Linked DNA regions of Homo sapiens: region 2 is linked to region 1. Evidence: read pairs that join two places in POLR2A ChIA-PET (ENCODE). Cell type or tissue: PC-9. All regions are shown on one strand.

Region 1 (2,500 bases):
AGGCATGAGCTACTCCACCCAGCCTGTTTACTTTTAAATCAAACTCTAATGTTTGACATACTTCCTAAAGTTAGAGAAATTTCATGTAAAGAATACAGTATTTTTTCTTTATAGACCTGTTTAAATTGGAAAAGACTTGTGAGCACTAGAGCGTAAGTTGTTTTCTAGTGTTTCTAATCAAATTGAAAATGGCAAGAGTGTTTACAGTAACTGTAGGAGAAAGAGGATTGTCTTGTCTTATAGGTAATTGGTTTTTTCTTGAATTCTTCCTAATTCTTCACCCAGAGAAACCTCTTATACAGTCATGATTTGTGTTTTTGAAGACTGTTGGGTGACTGGCATATAATAAACATAAAACAAAAAACTGGAATTTAAAACCATATGGCACAATCCAAATTTTGCTATTTAAATATGTACATGCTTAAGTGTAAGTTAATACGTACAAGGAAGAAAATATATAAAACATCAGTGATGGCTAGTCTTAGAATTACAGATGAGGATTTTAGTGCCAATATAGCTGTAGTTCAGATAATATGTCCCTTGCTGTCAATTAAGCTTGAACATATTTTTAATATTAATAGTACATATATTCCTCTTTTCTGCATTTTGATTTGTTGCCTCTGTGCATAATCTTTCCGCCTATATCCTATATGTTTATCACTGAGCATTATGTTTTATTTTTCAGAGAATATTGGTAAGGAAATTTGTAGAAACTAGATAACTTTTCAATTTGTATTTTTTCGTTTATGTTCATTTAAACTGTTGCTTTTCATTTAGATTATCCAGTATAAAAACACATATACTCATTTGGATTGCTATTTTGTGACTTGTTTCTAGAGGAAATCATGATTGGACCCATGGTCATCAATGTCATGGACCCTTAACATTAGGCAGCGATCCGTTTATGTATCCTTAGTCAGGTGTCTGCCCTATTCCACTATGACTATGTCTCTGAGCCCTGACCTCTTCCTTCACTCTGAACAGGTGACCTCACTTCCTCTTTCATGAAGAAAAGAGAAATGATATGATAGGTGTGATAGGACCTCCCTTAACTTTCTGTCACCAAATCTGCAAAACCTATCTGCATCCCACACATTTACTTCTCTTTCCCTCCTGTTATAATGGAAGAAGTATTCTTCCTTCTAGGCAAGGCCCAGCCCTCTATCTTCTGCCTTCTCAGGAAGCTGGTGGTATCTGATCTTCTCCCACCTCCACCTCTGCCTTCTCTGTTTATTTTACTTTCAACTTCTTATCTGCTGGCTCCTTCACAGTTTTTAGTGTTGTCATAAATCCTTCCTATCCTGAAACAACAACCTTCTGTTGACCCCATCTCTCAACTTTGGCTTTTCCTCCATGGCTAGACTTCTTAAAAAGGTTGCTTATAGTCATTCTCTGCCTTCCACCTCCTACCAGTTAGTTTTCTGTAATCACATTTTCATACTATTCCAAGAAAACTGTTCTTGCCAAAGTCACTAATGGTATTTTTTTAGCCAAGCTCAGAGTCTGTTTGTTAATTTTCATTTGCTTTATCTCAGCAGTGTTTGATGTTGTTGGTTGCTTCTCCCATCTTGTGGCATTGTCCTGTTAGCCCTGCAGTGCTCAGTATCCTTGGTTTTGCTTTTGCCTGTCTGGTTTTTATGTGTGTGTGTGTGTGTGTGTGTGTGTGTGTGTGTGTAGTCTTTTTTGCCAGATCTTTCTCCTTTGTTTATTCCTTAATATTGGTATTTCTTAGGGCTCTGCTTTCTTTTTTTTCACTTCACTTTTTACCCCCTGGAGTTCTTGTCCATTTTTATGTCTTTGTCAAGCATTTATATCTTGACAATTCCCAATATTTTTCTCCAGAGCTCCAAACCTATATATTTGTCTGCTGGAGATCCTCACTTAGATGTCTTATAGGAGCTCAAACTATGTATGTTAGAAACTGGACTCATCAGCTTTCCCCCCAAAAAAATCTGGTCCTCTGCATTATTTTATTCCCTTCCTGTTTTGGCAAGAAGAACTACTCTTACTTGAAACCTGGGACTCATCGTTTGGTGCTTCCTTCCTTCTCTCTTATCCCAGATAGTCGGTAACTTACTCCAGAGACCTCAGTGTCTCTCAGACTTATCTGATCCCTTTCATCCCCCACTGCTACAGCCTAGACCAGACTACTGCTTAAAAACTGATCAGGCCAGGCACAGTGGCTCACGCCTGTAATCCCAGCACTTTGGGAGGCCAAGGTGGGTGGATCACCTGAGGTCAGGAGTTTGAGACCAGCCTGGCCAACATGGTGAAACCCATCTCTACTAAAAATACAAAAAATTAGCCCGGTGTGGTGGTGGACACCTGTAATCCCAGCTACCTGGGAGACTGAGGCAGGAGAATCACTTGAACCTGGGAGGTAGACGTTGCAGTGAGCCGAGATCTTGCCTTTGTACTCCAGCCTGGGTGAGAAGAGTGAAACTCCATCTCAAAAAAAAAAAAAAAGAAGGAGATCAAATTGCACAGTAGTAACCAGTTT
Region 2 (2,500 bases), 920 kb after region 1:
TGCTTGCTTTTGTTTTTGGTCTCTGGGGTTAACCTTAAAAGTGTGTAGCATGAGGAGTTTCTGTTCTTTCTGGTGTCAATTTCGGTGTCGGTCTAGCCTAGGACTGCCTGGATCATGTGCTTTCCCTAGCCCGGATCCAGAGGCAGCCTCTGGAAGAACTGGTGCTGAGCTAGGCAAGCAGGGACTGATCTGTCTGATTGCCTTTCCCCATCTGGCCACTACGTTTTCAGAGCCATTGGGGTGGAAGCTTGCTCCCAGGAAATTGCAGTACGTGAGGGGTTAGTTAAATGTCTCTAAGCCAAAAGCCAGCAGTTAAAGCTTACTGATGGAGCTGTTGATCCCCAGAAATTACAGGTATAAAAGGCTGGTTTTGGTGTACAGTGTTCTTTGAAAACTTTATAACAAACTGGGGATATCTGTGTGGATAATTCCTTCATTCTGTGAGTTGGCAGGCATTTCCGATGTTGCTTCTGTTGCAAGGCAGTGTGGAGGAATGAAGTATTTGCTGGATGGTACCAGAAGTCAGAAGATACAAATTGCAGTCTTTGGTCTTCTGTTTTCTTGTTCTATGACCGTAGCAAGCTACCTGATCTAGTATTCATTTTCTTCATCTATAAAGAGTTAAAGTAATATTCATTAATTTAGCTCCCAGTTATAACAACACCCAAGTGAGAAAATGTATGTAAAAATCCATATACAGCAAAGCTCCAGTCAAACGAAGATGGTGCTGCTTGGGCATTGCACCTTCCATGTATCAGGGTACATACTTTCTGACTCTAGTCTCCTAATTGCTTAGTCAGAATGTTTGACTTTAAAGACTCTTATCTGTTTTTATTTTTATCCACAAAACTAAGTCGATTTTCCTTTTGAATTCTAGATTTTTCATGAAAAGATACATTCTGAACATTGTTTTTTCATTGGAACTGTGACTTGTAAGTGTGGTTTTATTGTTCCCAAGTGTAGTGATGAAACTAGGCCAAAGATTACTTAAAGGCAGTAGCCTTAAAGTAGCGTCTTTTTAAATTGATACCTTGTGAACCCCACTGGCAGAGCTGGCCTGTGAGACACCTTCTACCCATTCATTCATGTCCCATATATGGGCCTGGATTGAGAATTACTGGTGTATGTATCCCTGCTGTAGTAGACGTGGGAAATGTGTTTAGTAACTATTTTACCACATATTATCTCAGTCTCTAAGACTTCTAAGGTCTTAAACGTGTTACTACCTTCTGTGGGAATGTTTAGCTTTATTACAGTTTGTAAACATACTTCTCAGAAATTCACAAGTGAAATATGTATTTAGGGAACACCTTCCTTCTGATCTCCGGATGGGATAATTGTCAAAAGTATGAGGAAGTTGCTGGTACTGGGCTACTCCTAATCACTACGTTCCCTTTTCTCCCCACCCCCACCCCCCAATCTCCTTTCTCTTGCTTTCTGTAATACGGTTTTTGATGCAAGCGGCAAAAACTGATTCTGGGCAAGTTAGGCAAATGGGGCATTTATGGCAAGGATATGAAGGCAGCTTGGAATGGACCAAGGGCCAGGCTCTGAGCAGGCAGGAATGTCACTTTTCACCCAGCATTGCTATGGCTTCACTGATCTCCAGTCATTCAGCCTGCCGTCTCTTTTTCAAGTGATGGTATCCCAACAGAAGGAGTCTTGATTGGCCAAGCTGTGGGTGTGTGCTCGCCCCTTGGCTGTATTGCAGCAGTTAAGAGAAGAGATTTGGTAGAAGCCCCAGGGACCCTCTTTGGCTTCTGTAGTGGCAGCACAGCTACCTGCTCCACTTAGAAGGGAGGGCGCTACGGAGGGAGCATGGATGCTGGCTACCCCAATGCCACATGCCTGCAGGTTTCATTCTCTCTCTTTTCTCCATATGTGCTTCATTTCCTCCTACTTCTTCACCTTTCCTCCTCTCTCCTTAGTTTATCTAGGTGCCCACTGTGCTGAGTATTGGGTTAAATAAGGGGGATGCGGTGTCATAAGTAAGACAGATGCCTATACCAGCATGGAATTTGCCTTGTAGCTTGGGAGGACCAGAGATTGAAGATGGGCATGCCACTTGATCTCTGAGCTGCTAGAGATTGGAGCAGAAAGGAGGCCAAGCCACATCTTGTAGCACAAGCTTGTCTAGCCTGCGGCCCACCGGCCACATGTGGCCCAGGATGGCTTTGAATGTGGCCCAACACAAATTCATAGACTCTGAAAACATTATGAGATTTTTTTTTGCGACTTTTTCTTTTTCTTTCTTTTTCTTTTTCTTTTTTTCTTTTTTTCTTTTTTTTTTTTTAGCTCATCAGCTATCATTAGTATTAGTGTATTTTATGTGTGGCCTGTGACAATTCTTCTTCCAGTGTGGCCCAGGGAAGCCAAAAGACTGGACACTGCTGTTGTAGAGGCGAAGACTCCAGCCCCATTGGTTCACTATCAGGGAAAGCTCCATTTTAGAAAAGCACACTGTAAATCATTGATGAATTGTTTCAAGTACTTGTATACA

The links. Peaks named below come from ENCODE experiments on the same cell type or tissue, not always from the same donor. Only the 100,000 strongest peaks of a DNase experiment are listed, where the experiment ranks them.
Region 2: POLR2A ChIA-PET joins it to region 1 with 5 read pairs; 2 of 35 experiments call an interaction of 5 or more read pairs at or near these places.

What each region holds. Positions count from the first base shown.
Region 1 is chr6:106,311,799-106,314,298 of GRCh38, reverse strand. All of the region lies in intron 2 of ATG5 (autophagy related 5), which reads left to right. Among named protein-coding and RNA genes, the nearest start is that of ATG5, 13 kb to the left of the region's middle. In PC-9, no CTCF peak of the experiment used is centred here; no DNase peak of the experiment used is centred here.
Region 2 is chr6:105,387,401-105,389,900 of GRCh38, reverse strand. The region is part of intron 2 of PREP (prolyl endopeptidase); the gene reads left to right. Among named protein-coding and RNA genes, the nearest start is that of PREP, 14 kb to the left of the region's middle. In PC-9, no CTCF peak of the experiment used is centred here; a DNase peak (open chromatin) is centred at 1,250; H3K4me3 peaks cover 1,090 bases; H3K27ac peaks cover 2,500 bases.